Regions from separate parts of the Homo sapiens genome. Here region 2 is linked to region 1. The links are chromatin contacts, found by Hi-C or POLR2A ChIA-PET in ENCODE. All regions are on one chromosome and are shown on one strand. Each heading gives the region's core, a stretch centred on a gene start or an enhancer-like site at or near the end of the contact. The rest is flanking DNA. Distances are from core to core; before and after follow the strand shown. Region 1 overlaps PDIK1L (PDLIM1 interacting kinase 1 like). Region 2 overlaps CATSPER4 (cation channel sperm associated 4).

Region 1 (7,534 bases), core at 3,305-5,804:
GGCTTTTCATAGGTGAGCCTGTGCCCTTGGACTGTGAACTTCACCAGTGCTTCTCTTGGTGAAGTTCCCTTAGGTGGTCAGGATGGCTAGAGGGGGCTGGAATACCCTCAGATAGGTTAGGGTCAGCTGATAAAACCACAACAGATGAGGCTGTGGTAAAATAGTTGCTCCTGAGGGTTGTCCTTGTTAAGAACAGAATGTTCAGGCAGGTTTCAAAATGGTTCCTTTCCCCCTCCCGTTAGCAGAAGAATGAGCACCTGTGAGGATCTGGCAGAGCTCCTGGAGGTAATAGTGTGGGGAGCCTCCTGTGATTGGGTCCCCCTGGGCTTTTTAACTCTCAGAGTTGACCATACTAAGCAATTCATCAATTACAGTTTAGGTTTTCCTACCCCTGCACCTTTTCCACACTAGTAAATTGTGATATTCTGTATCTACCAATGCATCTCTCCAATTACAGGGGCAGCAGTTTGCCCTGTGACCTCACTGCTCTGACATATCTAAGAAGAGTGGTTGATTTTTCCATGTGTTCAGCTTTTTAATTGTTGTTAGGATGGAGTGGTGACTTTTAGGCTCCTTTTGTGCCAAACCAGAAATTAGAAGTCCTAATTTTTTTTTTTTTTTTTTGAGTTGGGGTTTTGCTTTGTCTCCAGGCTGGAGTGCAGTGGTGCGATCTCGGCTCACTGCAGCCTCCAACTCCTGGGCTCAAGTGCTCCTCCCGCCTCAGCCTCCTGAATAGCTGGGACTACAGGCATGTGCCACCACACCAGAACCCCCAGCTAATTCCTTTTTTTTTTTTTCCCGGTAAAGATGAGGTCTCATTATGTTGCCCAGGCTGGTCTTGAACTTCTGGACTTAAGCAATCCTCTTGCCTTGGCCTTCCGAAGTGCTAGGATCACAGGCATGAGCCACTGTACCTGGCCCATTTCTAATATTTTTAATTGGCTGGCAGACATTTTGAATTTTATATTGTTGAGAAGTGGAATTTTTGGACTCAAGTATTTTTGAGCTTTGTTCTAGCACATTATGTTACTTAGAAAAAAATGTATTTTGTTAAATAAAATGTATAGGAGACCATTATTTTGGACTAGCCTCGTACACTAGCACTAGCAGACCGAGCCAAATCAGAATGGAGTCACTCATGCTGGGTGCCACATAATTAAACTGAACTCTGAAACAGGCCAGTCCACCCCCCACCCCGCTACCAAAAAAATACCCCCAGGAGATTCGCAGCAACCAATCAAAAGGGGCCCAGTTTACCTGAGCTGGCATGAAAATGAAGTTCCCTCTGTTTTTGTTGTTGTTGTTGTTTTTAATTTTTAAATTTTAATCTTTTTATTTATTTAGAGACTGGTTCATTTTTGCTAAATTGCTTGTCTTTCCGAGTTTCATAGCAGAGTTTTTGGTCTGTTTAAATTCATTATAAATAGACATTTAGGATGTCAGCTTCTGACCTCATGGACTGTGAGCTTACAAGTCCCCTGGTCTGTCACAGGCCATGCATATGAGGAATAAAAAATCAAAACATTTAAGTAATTTTGTTATAAAGAAATATAGTTATGCACCCCAAACACAGAAAACATTTCATTAAAAATTGGTCTTAGTCCTGCTGGGCGTGCCAGTGATTCTTTTAGGTTTGGACCTTGACTGAGAGAATTTCCAGTCGCTCTCTCCTCTCTGGGCAGAAGTTCCAGATCCTCTCTGGGCAGAAGTTCCAGATGATCTGATGGGCAGGGACTTAGGCTGTGTCCCCTGGGGGCTCTGGTCCACTAGTTGTTGGGACCGCCTGGGAGGGCGCAGCAACCCACTACGCCTGTGTCTGTTTTAACTCTATAAGGAAAGTAACTTTGAAACAACCAGACAATTTTCTGTTCTCTGTTTCTGCTTTTCTCAGGCCTTTTCTGTCTATAAAACCATACTTTTCTGCTTGGCTTATCGGAATACTCACTGTATTTTATAGAATAAGGTGTTGCCTTTTTCTAGAATCACAAAGAAAAGCCAATATAGATCTTTAAATCAAATTTGCTATAATTTTGTCTGTGTACCTTTCAAGACTTACTTTTAAGCTTGGATAGACAGGTCCAGAATAGCTGTTAGCCTTGGCCTCACTACTGAGACAATACTCTTCTGTGATGCTCTGTATATTGGAAGAAGGTCTTTCTGTTCTGGCTGGTGGAAATATCAATTATTCTTGGTCCTGTGTGAGCTCCAGGATTGTTCTGCCTAATCCTTTCAGGGGATCTTTCCTGCATTCAGGTCTGATAGTTTCTTCATAAGCATGACTGATTAGTACTTAGCTGATACTGTGTGTGTGAATGTGAGTGTGTGAGTGTGTGTGTGTGTGTGAGAGAGAGAGAGAGAGAGAGTGTGTGTGTGAGTGTGTATGTTTTCTTTAAGGCAGGTCTTGCTCTGCCGCCCAGGGTGGAGTGCAGCGTGGTGATTCCAGCTCACTGCAGCCTTGACTTTCCTGGGTTCAGGTGATTCTCCCAACTCAGCCTCCAAGTAGCTGGGACTATAGGCAAACACCATCACACCTGGATAATTTTATTTTATTTTTTGTAGAGACAGGGTTTCACCATGTTGCCTAGGCTGGTCTCCAACTCTTGGGCTCAAGTGATCATTCTGGCTTGGCCTCTTAAAGTACTGGGATTACAGATGTGAGTTACCTGGCCCTGCCTCAGCTGATGTCTTGAAAAAAACTTTCTGCAAAGGTCTGGAACTCTCACCGACAAATAAAAAACAGGACAAAAAAGAAAAGAAAAAAAATAAACAACAAGGTCTGGAATTCTTTGTTACCATCTGTCTCTCTCTCTCTCTCTGATACTCTGCCCCATGAATCCTAGCTGGCTTGTGCTCCCTGAACCCTAAATTCTGTCTCCTCAACTCAGGGAGACTGTTGAACCTTGTTTAGGTACTTATTCCCTGTACAGCAGCCTAAAGATTCCCTCCAAGTTGGGGCAACCACAGGGCTCACCCCATTTGATCCTTTTCTCCCAGGGATTGCTGTCGTGCACTGCTAGTTTCCCAGTGTCTGACATTTGAGTTGTTTATGGCAGGAATAGAACCCTGTTACTCCATAATGGCCAGAAGCAGAAGTCATCAGGATTTTTGCTTGCTTTTGCCCTCCTCAGGTTAAAATTGTAACAAGTAGCCAGAGTTGAGAAACACTGAGTCTACTGTAATTCCAACTTCCAAGTTCTAGCCATTGCTGCCCTGCTCCACGCCGCCCTCACAGCTGTGCTTCTACTGTTGCTTCTCAAATCACGTCAGTAAACGCTCCCTGCCTTCTACCTAAAGCCAGGAGAAATGGCATGTCATTCTAGTATTTGGTACTTATTACTACTTTCCTAATTTCCACGCATGGTAGTCTATGTGAAAGAGACAGTAAACATCCTGAATTACTATCAATCATGTGATCAGCAAGTAGAAGGAGGAAAGAAAACTGGGCTGAGGGGATTTTTATTGAACTATCCTTGTTCTTAAATAGGGCTGCAGGGCAAAGAGACACGCAGGACATCACCATAACCGAATGTATTTCTCTAATAATTGTGGTAAAAATGTAAGCTAAATTAAACAAACCAATCAACGTGCTCCCTATCAGCAGTACAAATTAGCAGTAAAGGCAGCTCAGAGTCATTTCCTAGGAGTCCTCCCGGGTGAACGGGAAGCACTGACATTTCCTGAGCATGCCACGCATTTCTACATGCATTGGCTCCTTTTATCTTCACAGCGCTCTGAGTCAGGTACTGTCTCTGCTTAAACATGTGGGAAACTGAATTTGAGGGGCTAGGGAACTCATGAAAGTCACACAGCTAGTAACAGAAAGGTAAAGAGTCTATTTTCAAAGTCTGTGTCCTTTCCTTCTGCCTGATAATAGCTGTCACCAGTAGCCCCAATGCACATTTTTTAAAAATAAAATTTTTCTTGAAGTATAACATACCTAGAGAAAAATGTAAACATTTTAAGTGCAGCTTGATGAATTTTTTCTTTTTTTAAGATGGAGTTTCGCTCATTGCCCAGGCTGAAGTGCAATGGTGCGGTCTCGGCTCACTGAAGCCTCTGCCTCCTGGGTTCAAGCGATTCTCCTGCCTCAGCCGCCCAAGTAGCTGGGATTACAGGCACCCGCCACCACACCCAGCTAATTTTTGTATTTTTAAAAATAGTGATGGGGTTTCACCATGTTGCCCAGGCTGGTCGCGAACTCCTGACCTCAGGTGATCCACCTACCTCGGCCTCCCAGAGTGCTGGGATTACAGGCATGAGCTACCACACAACATCTGCTACTCCAAAGCCTGGGCTTTTTCTGCTAGACCAGGATGCCTTTGGTAATATCAAGTTGCCCAACTTCTGCTCAGAACAAGCTGAGCTTGAAATACTGGGCTGAACAGGAAATAAAAGAGTAAAGTCAAAGCCCAAGCTTTTTTTTTTTCTCAATTTCCTTCTGTGCAATGAAAAATGATTGCAAAGGTGAAAGTACTGCCTTTAAAAGACGCACTTGGCCTTCAAGAGGTGTGGCAGCCTTGTAGGTTTTCTCAAGTGGGAGTTATTATCTAACCACAAACCAACCGTCTGTCATTACACTGCACTTTACAGGATGTCTATGATTGGTTGGCAAAGAGAGCAACATTTGAATTTAAAGAAAAGACCAAAACAACCAAGTGTCATTACATCAGTGAGAAAGATAAAGCTTCGTTGTCAGAGAAAACTCCAACTGGAGTCAGAGATTAGGCACCAAAACCCTGTCTTAAGGTAAAACCTTTTGTCATCATCTCAGTAACTGGTGTAATTACTGTTAATTTCATCAGGAAATCAGCCCCTATTTTAAGTAAAACTCAGTGAAAAAGATACGTAAAAACCATGTGAAGGTGCTTTGTAAACTGCAAAGGATTACAAAATGCTAGTAAATACAAATATTTAAAGCTTCAATTAAAAACAATCTCTAGAAAGCAAAATTTGCCTGTCTATAAAGGTTATACCAAGGGAAAGCAGAAGAGTAGGAAGCTACAATTCTTTTTTTTTCCCCTATTTTTTTGGTTTGATTTTTGAAGCCACAATTCTTGATGCCTACTTTCACTAGGTCACATGTAGAGTTGTTTTCTGTCTTCCATATTCTCCTCTGCTGTTCCATTGGACCACTAAATAGACTGTATCTTCAGGCAGAAATGATAAACATAAAAAAGTGGGCCCAAATTTTTAATAGAAAATTAAACCATCGTCTCAAGTTATAGATTGAAAAACTGCATCCTCTCATTTATTTAATATATATTATGCTGAGTCTGAGCTGCATCCTCAGCTTAATGAAACAGAAGGATAAATGAATAAAAAATTTCATCTCTGGCAATACGAGTTCTTCTTGTGTGCAAAGCAAATACAGCAAGACAGCACTAAAATTTCAGAGAACTTGAAATGCTGAAACTCCTATAATTCAATCATCTTTTCCTTGGCAATCACTTCTATTTCAGAATCATTTAAAAGGTAAGTCTGAAAAATACATTGTTTCAGATTTTATACCTTCTATTTTATGCTCATGAAGTAAAGTACTACAGAACTACTCACAGAGCCACTAAAGCAGCAATGTAGAATTTTCAGTTTTTTTTTTGTTGAAACTCACTTTATTTAAAAAAAAAAGTCATGAACAATAAATTACAATCATTTTCCCCTTTTATAAATTCTTCATAAAATATATTTGACAATTTTAACAGAAAATTTCAAAAGTTGCTTTCATTTCTTAAGTGCTGATGACTTATTTTTTGACCATTTTGTCATGCTGGTGAATTACTTTGTAGCTGCTACAATAGTTTGATTGATAACAATTTACAATTAAAAACAACAACAACGAAGAGAAAAAACAGACCAGCAGAAAGAACTATTCTGTGTGCTATTTATCTGACACTTAACACTTACTTCATCATAATGACAAAGTATCCCTTAGCACCAAAAAATCTACAGGAACCCCATCTTTCTAAGTGACAACTAGTGCAAAATAACATTCTAGGAACTAACTGTACAACCCCATATTTTCACTGGCCACAGCTGCCTATAAGCTCATTTGAAATATTTGGTCTTTTTTCAATTAAGACAAATTTCAAAAAACACCATAAATCATGGCAAAAGACTCTATGAGGAACAATTGCTTATTGAGTACCTATTATGGGCAAGGCACTGTGTACGAAGTTTTGCTTTCATTTTTCCTCTAGCAAATATCCAGGTATTTCCAAATATCACTAACCATCTTTTCTTACTCCTGGCTGAAAAGGCCTTTGGCTAAATGCCATTTTTTAATTGTCATTTTATCAACAAACCTTTAGTGCTGAGCACACAGTAGGTACTTAATAAATACCTCTGACTGAAAGAACAAAGACAAAGAATTTACTATCATTTTGCTTGGCTATTTTAGAATACAAGGACTTGATAAAATTCCAGAAGAAACTTCCTGATCACCTCATACCCTTACCCCCAATGAAAGAATTTCACTTCACAGGTAAAATCTTTCCAAGTAAATGATAATCATTAACTATTTTACATGAGGCAGGACCAAAAACTATGCGCTTAGGAAACTGTGGCTCCAAGCACATAGATATTTGAAGAGCAAATGATGCATGGGCATACCATCATCTATGAATCTCTGCTGAAGTGCCATGTTATTGACTAGACGTTATCATGATGCTTTTTCTTACTCCCTATAGCTCAACTTCCTTGGACATATCTGTTAAATTAAACTAATCTGGTGATCCAGAGGGTCAATTATCATGAGGTTCCAGTGTGTTTCCACCTCTAATTTCCAAAAGAATTCTTATATTTATTAGCTTAAAAGTGATGTTAAAAGTATATGATTTTTCATTTTAAGAGGCTTTATTTCAATAAAACCTTTTAGTCCAAATTTTAAACTTCCAGATCAAGTAACTAACATAGTCCAGAAATTTTATGTACTGCAATTTTTTTTGTGATGTTTTACATTCTATTTCCTCTGAACACATTTGAAACAGGGAAAAAAATTATGACATATTCCAAAAATTGTGGAAGTTCAAAAAAGCTGAGATTATGAAAGCTATCAATAATTTCAATATTCTAATACTATTTTGACTTTTGACCAAAAATTCTAGTGCTTTATAAAGATTAACTTAGATACAATGTAAAGTCTATTTAACCTTAAAGGCTAATGTTCTGTTTTAGGAAAGCATTCTATCCTTTAGATTTTAACTATCTGCATTTACAGGAAAACAAATTGTAGACAACCATACAAAGATAAAATCAAACTAACTTCAAGAGGAATAATGGTCTGTTGGTTTTTTGACATAGACTGTATCAGTGATTGTATAAAATGGATAGCTTTTCTACTTTAAAAGTAGTTGATGCCACAATATTTTATCCATTTGCCATACTGTGTATGTATCTTCTCCCACTTTAGATAAAGGTGATCACATTTTCAACAACCATATTATTACCAGTACTGTTTCAAATCAGACAAGAGAAAACAGCATCAGTGCCAAAATGAAAGGAACTCCAGTGACTCAACAAGTGATCATATCAGGGCAGG
Region 2 (7,534 bases), core at 5,035-7,534, 75 kb before region 1:
CTCCTGCCTCGGCCTCCCAAGTAGCTGGGACAACAGGCGCATGCCACCGTGCCCTGCTAATTTTTGTGTTTTTAGTAGAGATGGGTTTTTGCCATGTTGGCCAGGCTGGTCTCGAACTCCTGGCCTCAAATGATCCACCCGCCTCAGCCTCTCGAAGTGCTTGGATTATAGCCGTGAGCCACCGTGTCCAGCCTCTTGGCAGTTTTCAAAAGGCTAACTCAGAAAATTGGAGGCTGGCCAGGCATGGTGGCTCACGCCTGTAATCCCAGGATTTTGGGAGGCTGAGATGGGAGGATCACCTGAGGTCAGGAGTTCGAGACCAGCCTGACCAACATGGTGAAACCTCGTCTTTACAAAACACACAAAATTAGCCAGGCGTGGTGGCACACACCTGTAATCCCAGCTACTTGGAAGGCTGAGATAGGAGAATCGCTTGAACCCGGGAGGCACAGGTTGCAATGAGCCAAGATCATGCCATTGCACTCCAGCCTGGGCAACAAGAGCAAAACTCAAAAAAAAAAAAAAAAAGGAAAAGAAAAGAAAAGAAAAAAAACTGGAAGTGACCCAGCCCAGGTGGCAGGCTCATTCTTTGTCCTTCCCATCGCCTAATTCTGAAGATGCACCAACCCTTCTTTTCTGGCACCATCCACACCCTCACTTTTTTTTTAGAGACAGAGTCTCAGTTGCCCAGGCTGTAGTGCCGTGGTGCAATCATGGCTCACTGCAGCCTCAAACTCCTGGGCTCAAGTGATCCTCTTGCCTCAGCCTCCTGAGTAGCTGGGACTACAAGTGCGCACCACCACACTCGACTAACATTTTTCTTTTTATTATTTATTTATTTATTTGAGATGGAGTCTCACTCTGTCACCAGGCTGGAGTGCAGTGGCGTGATCTCAGCTCACTGCAACCTCTGCCTTCTGGGTTCAAACAATTCTCCTGCCTCAGCCTCCCGAGTAGCTGGGACTACAGGCGCACCACATTGCACACACATTGCACCACACCCAGTTGATTTTTTTTTTCCTCACTCTGTCACCAGGCTGGAGTGCAGTGGCACAATCTCAGCTCACTGCAACCTCCACCTCCTGGGTTCAAGTGATTCTCCTGCCTTAGCCTCCCGAGTAGCTGGGACTATAGGCGCATGCCACCACGCCCAGCTGATTTTTTTCTTTTCTTTCTTTCTTTCTTTCTTTCTTTCTTTTTAAAGACAGATTCTCACTCTGTTGCCAGGCTGGAGTAAAGTGGCACAATCTCAGTTCACTAAAACCTCCACCTCCCGGGTTCAAGTGATTCTCTTGCCTCAGCCTCCTGAGTAGCTGGGACTACAGGCGCGTGCCACCACGCCCAGCTAATTTATTTTTTATTTTTTTAGTAGAGACAGGGTTTCTCCATGTTGGCCAGGATGGTCTTGATCTCTTGACCTCATGACCTGCCCCCCTCAGCCTCCCAAAGTGCTGGGATTACAGGCGTGAACCACTGCACCCAGCCTTCTTTTTATTTTTTGTAGAGATGAGGTCTCACTATATTACCCAGGATGGTCTCAAACTCTTGGCCTCAAGCAATCCTCCTGCCTTGGCCTCTAAAAGTGCTGGGATTGTAGGCATGAGCCACCTTGCCCAGTCCCACACCCACTTTCTTCTGGCCCTGTGCAGAGCTAAGGGATTGCAACAGGCCAGGGGAATTGGCAAGGATGCTTGGAAAGGGTAGGGGGACCTACGCTCTACACCTGGCTCTATTACTGGCTTGCTGGGTGACGCTGGGGAAGGTCTCACCTCTCTCTGGGCCTCCATGTTCCTCTTAGCCTAGTGAGGGACTTGGCTCAGTGTGGAGGAGCATTGTAAACTCTAGTCATCTGTGGGGTCCATTTGCAACAAAGATCTAGTTTGCACTGAACCTATATGTCTTGCTATAGGGGTCTCAAGTTTTTATTTGCAGGGAGGGATGTTTCCACTGAATCTGACTTTATGTTTTTTCCATATAGTTAATCAGTTATCCCTGCCCCCTTATGGAAAAGTCCATCTTTCCCCCAACCAACACCACATTATCTTACTGTTACTTTATAGTAAGCCTCAATATTTGGTCGGGTGAGTCACCCATCTTGTGCTTCAAAATTATCTTGACAGGCCGGGCGCAGTGGCTCTCACCTGTAATCCCAGCACTTTGGGAAGCCGAGGTGGGCAGATCACTTGAGGTCAGGAGTTCGAGACCAGCCTGACCAACATGGTGAAACCCCATCTCTACTAAATACAAAAAATTAGCTGGGCTTGGTGGCGCATGCCTGTACTCCCACCTACTCGGAAGGCTGAGGCAGAAGAATTGCTTGAATCTGGGAGGTGGAGGTTGCAGTGAGCCAAGATCGTGCCATTGCACTCCAGCCTGGGCAACAAGAGCAAAACTCCGTCTCAAAAAAAAAAAAAAATTATCTTGACTATTCTTGGCCTTTTGTTCTTCCTTACATATGTTAGGATCAGCTTAACAATTTCTACAAGCAACCTGTTGGAATTGTGATTGGAGGTGCCCTGCAATTATAGGTTCAGTGAGGATTGACATCTTTATGATATTGAGGTTTCCTGCCCACAGAAGCTCCCTTGAGAAGTGTGACCTGGGCTCTGAAGTCAGACCTGGGTTAGGATCTCAGTTCTGTGATGGAGGATAAGTCCCCCGTGGGGACATATCCTCTTCATACCCACTTCACTGATGGTCATGAGGATGAAATACTGCGTGTGAAGCACTCAGCACCATGCTTAGCACCTAGTAGGTACTCAATGAGTAGAACTGCTATTGGGAATGATTATCCCCTGCTGCTCCTGTCATCAGAATTGGTGTCTGCTTCCTGGACAGTTTGCCAAGGATGCTCCTGTCCCTGGTAAAAGTTATGGACTCATAGGGAGTCCCCAGAGGTCCACTGATTGTAGCTGATGGGAAACCCATCAGGTGAGACCATAGGGGTGATGAGACACACAATTTCCAGCCACCTCCCAATATCTTCCCCCGCACTGTCCTAGGAGCTCAGAATCCGGGGCCCCACTCCTAACTCAGGCTCAGTAAGGCATGGGGAGTGGTAGTTGCTCTTTGCTGGAGTAGGGAAGGGGAAGGGGAAGGGGAGAGTATGACTTCCTGGGCCCTCAGTTCCAGGCCAGTTTGGGAAGGAACTAGCCTGCTGAAACTCCAGGCTGTTAGGTTGGCCCGGATGGGAAAGACAAAGGCAGAGACAGATGAGATGACAAACAAGATGAAGGGAGTAGATAGACAAAATAGCATCCTGGAGGAGATAGATGGTCAAGGCCAGGAGCTCCATGGAGGTCACCCTGCTGTGCTCCTGACTGTAAGCTCACTGATGCTCCAAGCCTTTCAGACAGTTAGGGGTGAAGGATAGCCATACTCAAACTGTTAGCTCCTCCTGAAGACACCATCTGATCTGCCACCTTCTTCCCTCTCTGGCCAACAAGAAGAGGGGCTGAGAGGGCCCCCAGAGAAAGATGGGTGGAAAGAGTATGTAGATACTCACCAGGCAGGTTGAGGGCGCCATCTCCAGTAAGTAGCAACAGCAGCAGCAAAATCCGCTGGGTGCCCTTCTCTGTGCTGCTGATGGTCCTGGAGGGTGCTGGGAAGAAGTCCTGGCTCAAACAGGGGAATAGATTAACGGCTCCGAGACAGTAAGGCACTGCTGGCTCTGTTGCTGCCTCTCATCTGCCTACTGAGTGCACCATCCATCCCCAGGGGCCAGACTCCTTCCCAACAGACCCCAGGGGGCTTTTCAGAGTTGGAACCAATGCTGATGGGAGGACGATGGGGGGTGGGGTTTCCCATCAGCTGCAATCAGTGGACCTCTGGGGACTCCCATTCCAACTGGTGAATATCGCCACGGCCCCTAAGTGTCAGGCTTCGCTGAACAACAGGGCAGATGTCCAGGCCTTCCAGGCTATCCCCTGACACCTGCATCCCAGGGACATAGCTGATCCCATGGGTCTTCCACTTCCTGGGATAAGAGGGGATTATTTGATTTTAGAGATGGAGATCAATCTCACCCTCTCTCCATCGCACAGATGGGGAAAACAAGGCCAAGTGACTCACTGAAGGACCAGAACCGAGGTTTCCTGTCCTCCAAGGCAGCTCTTTCTATTGCCCATAACTGCCACAATTTTCTGACTCTCCCCAGATTGCATAGCTCAGGAACCTGCTGAGGCTCTCAGTGGCCTTGAGTATGAAGATCCCAAATAGGCTTCACAGGTCCTAAGTTCCCCACCAGACTTCATTCATCTGACCCGCAAAATCTTCCTCTCCTCTAGGAAGCTGCCAGGACCCACATTTTAAGTAGTCAGTCTCCATTGCCCTAGGATGGAGGTGCCTGTACTTGTGTGACTTGGTCATTGGTGATCCCATCAGACAAGGGCTCCCCAGAGTGAGGACCAGTCTCCATCTTCAGACAGGGAGAGAGCAGGTAGGGCCATCTCCTTCATCAGACAGGGGCTCCCTCCCATGAGGACCAGACTTTCCTCCACAAAGCTTAGGACCCTGAGGGCAAGGGTTATATCTCTACCATTAAGTCAGAAATTTTTAGGGGTGCAATTCTCCCTCCCATTAGACTGGATGCTCTTCAGGGCAGCCTGTGACTCTCCCACCAGACAAACGGGATTTTGAGGGGCAAGATCTGTCTTTCCTATTAGACCCAGGCAAGTGCCCCAAGGAGTTGGAGATCCACCAGTCAGAGACATTGATTCCAACACAAAACTTTATTGTCAACACACAGATGTCTGGCCCCACTGGCCTTGCCTTTCTCTTCTTGGTTCTGGGGCCCACTGAGGCCCCCCACCAGCTCTGGGCAAGAGCAGGGGGCCAGGGATCCCCATCCTTAGGTCAAATCCTGGCTGCGTTGGCCAGCACCCCCTTCTGTGCTCATCCTTGCTGCTAGGGTTCCCACTCTCATCATCCAGCATCCTCCTCTCTCCTTGCTCCACCGGACCTGGGGCTCACAGGCACCAGACCTGCAGGTGCTGCCACCTTCACAGCCCCTGGCCTCTGCCCAGGTATAAGGGAGAGGATGGGCTCTGGCCAGGCTCTGCCAAGCCACACTAAGGACACAGGAAGACGCAGCGGCTGGGTGTGTGTGTGCAGGCCCCTTGGCTCCCATCCTGGCCTCTCAGTGGCTGCTCTTGTGTTTTTTAAGGAGTATTTGTGAGCTAGAGTCATGAACCTGCAAACCAAGAGGTCTTCTTGTTAATCCCCCACTCCCCCCGATATGGCAGCCTCCGTTACTCACCTCCTCCAGTCTCACCAGCTTCCCCAGCCAGGCCTCCCAGAGAAGTGCTTCATAGGTCTAACTTGAGCCTACCTAGTACCCCCTCTGAGTTTGGGAGCCCAGGGTATATCCCAGGCTGATGGTGTGGAGGGGCAGAAAAAGAAACTAAGTAACGTGGGTGTGTGCCTTTTTCTCTCCAGGAGTTCAGGAGACAGCTGGTTTTGTGCACCTTAGATAGGATCCTGGGTCCTGTGCCCACACTATACTTACAGCCTAAGTGTCTGCCACTAGGCAGGCACTGAGCTGGCTCATGCCACACACACTAAGAAAGGGTAGGTTTGAAGGCACTAGAGATGAAACTGGCAGGAAGGGTGGAGCCTTTCCGAGAAGGAAAGTGCAGAACCTAACCAGATAGGCAGTGACAGCTGAGGCAGATGGAAGTTTAAGAGGCAGACAGCCAGGTGCAGTGGCTCACGCCTGTAATCCCAGCACTTTGGGAGGCCAAGGAGGGTGGATCACGAGGTCAGGAGTTCAAGACCAGCCTGGCCAAGATGGTGAAACCCCCATCTCTACTAAAACTACAAAAATTAGCCAGGTGCAGTGACAAGCACCTGTAATCCCAGCTACTTGGGAGGCTGAAGCAGGAGAATCGCTTGAACCCAGGCCGCAGAGGTGGCAGCGAGCCGAGATCGCGCCACTGCACTCCAGCCTGGGCGATGGAGTAAGACTCCGTCTCAAAAAAAAAAAAAAAAAGGAAAGAAAGAAAGAAAAAGAAAAAAGAAAAAAAAGGAGGGGTGGTGGTGGTGAGGGGGACCAGATCTTGGAATAGACAGAAACTTTGACAAATGGTCCAGAGGCCCGGCTGGGCTGGGCTGAGCAGAGTGTCAGGGCGAGTACCCATTGGGTAGGAGAAGGAAGGCACACCTTTTCCATGCTAACGAGCGCACTGAGCAAGTCTTGCTGTTGAGACATCTGGCGGATGTCCTTGGATGACGTAGTCTCCAACGACCCGCTCGTCGACGAGCGCCTGTTCAACACCTCTGACTCCTGCTCCTGGTTGAAGCGGATTGCGCGCACCTCCTCCACAATCCTGGGGGTGGAGCAGTGAGTGCCTTTCAGAAGGCCTCAGGGGAGGGAAGCAGCCCTCCCACCTCTTCCCTGGCGTCACCCCCGCTTCGCTCTCCCACGCAGCCCTGACAGAGACCCAGGCCGAGCTGTGCCCTTGTGTGAGATGGAAGGAACCTGGAGTCTGGATTCCAGTTCCTCCACCAATAGGGTGGGGGACCTCTGTGGGGCCCAGGCTCTGCCTTATAAATGGTGAGGGCGTGAGGCCAGAAGACTCTGACGCTCCGCCCAGCCTTGACTCACATGACTTGGGGGCAGCCCCAGTACCCTCCCCTACATGTTGAGTTCATCTCGGATCTCCTTGTACTGCCTCAGGTTCTCCTGTATTGCCTCAAGCACCAAGCAAAAGTTGTCACACGTGTTTTCTGAGAGGTTCGACAGGGGGCCTCCCGCAAGGGGTTCCTGGAGGAGACCAGATTTCTCCGAGCGGGCGACCACACAATGCACCAGTGGCAGCTGGTCATTCTCCTCCTCTTCCTCTGCGCCTGTCTGGGAAGCGGGGGATAGAGAGGGGTCGGGACAGCTCAGGCAGGCACGCCCCCGGCACCCTTTTCCTGCTTGGCTTCAGGATGAGTCTCTTAGGACCCCAGGGTTCTAAGGCCCTCATTTCAGCTCTCACCAATCTTAGCCTCACTGCCTTGCTGGGGGAACCCAACTTTAAATGCACATGACCTCCCCCCACCTCTTTAAAAATTCTCACCCCATTTCAAAATTTAGCCCTGCCCCAGATTTCAACCCTGATAAACCCTACCCAGCAAATTTATAAAGCCCTGCCTACCCTCAAGCCCAGGCCTCCAGCACTCCACTCTTTTAGAAGTACTCCACCCCTTTCCCCAACCTTATGGAAGTACTGCCCTGAATGAATAATACCGTAGCTAACATTTATTGAGTGCTTACTATGCGCCAAGCACTGTTCATTTACCCATTAACCCTCATAAAATAACCCTATGAGTTAAGTACTATTATTATTCCCATTTTACAAAAGAAAAAAATTGAGGCTTAGAGTGGGTAAATGCCCCAAGGTCACCCAGCTGCTCAGTTTTGAGTTGCCATAGAAATCTAACATCTAGAAAATCCACACCCCTCAGAAGCCCCAGTTGGTGGGTGGGCACTCAAGATGGGGGGCTGCTGCCTCCAGGCCTCCAACTTGGCTTTCTCCAGGCCCTTGATTAT

What was found. Hi-C counts contacts between places; a loop is a spot of excess contacts on that map. ChIA-PET counts read pairs that join two places held with the same protein, here RNA polymerase II (POLR2A). Pooled maps may share reads with other maps.
Region 2: POLR2A ChIA-PET joins it to region 1 with 16 read pairs in activated CD4-positive, alpha-beta memory T cell. The contact joins two enhancer-like sites. A Hi-C loop is called at or near these places in 3 of 50 pooled maps. POLR2A ChIA-PET finds 5 or more read pairs at or near these places in 5 of 52 experiments (HEK293T, Panc1, WTC11 and 2 more).

The regions. Positions count from the first base shown.
Region 1 is chr1:26,123,596-26,131,129 of GRCh38, reverse strand. PDIK1L (PDLIM1 interacting kinase 1 like) reads right to left here. Exons shown (of 3, transcript NM_152835.5): 3 at 5,575-7,534. Among named protein-coding and RNA genes, the nearest start is that of PDIK1L, 16 kb to the right of the region's middle. RefSeq lists silencers at 2,178-2,472, 7,398-7,534. Within about 2 kb of position 4,554, at least 12 of the 41 ENCODE cell types and tissues checked have a DNase peak (open chromatin) inside an H3K27ac peak, as active enhancers do.
Region 2 is chr1:26,200,146-26,207,679 of GRCh38, reverse strand. CATSPER4 (cation channel sperm associated 4) reads right to left here. Exons shown (of 10, transcript NM_198137.2): 8 at 6,639-6,850; 9 at 6,161-6,326; 10 at 4,716-5,191. The coding sequence ends at 5,138. Among named protein-coding and RNA genes, the nearest start is that of CATSPER4, 13 kb to the right of the region's middle. RefSeq lists an enhancer at 5,253-6,225. Within about 2 kb of position 6,284, at least 4 of the 41 ENCODE cell types and tissues checked have a DNase peak (open chromatin) inside an H3K27ac peak, as active enhancers do.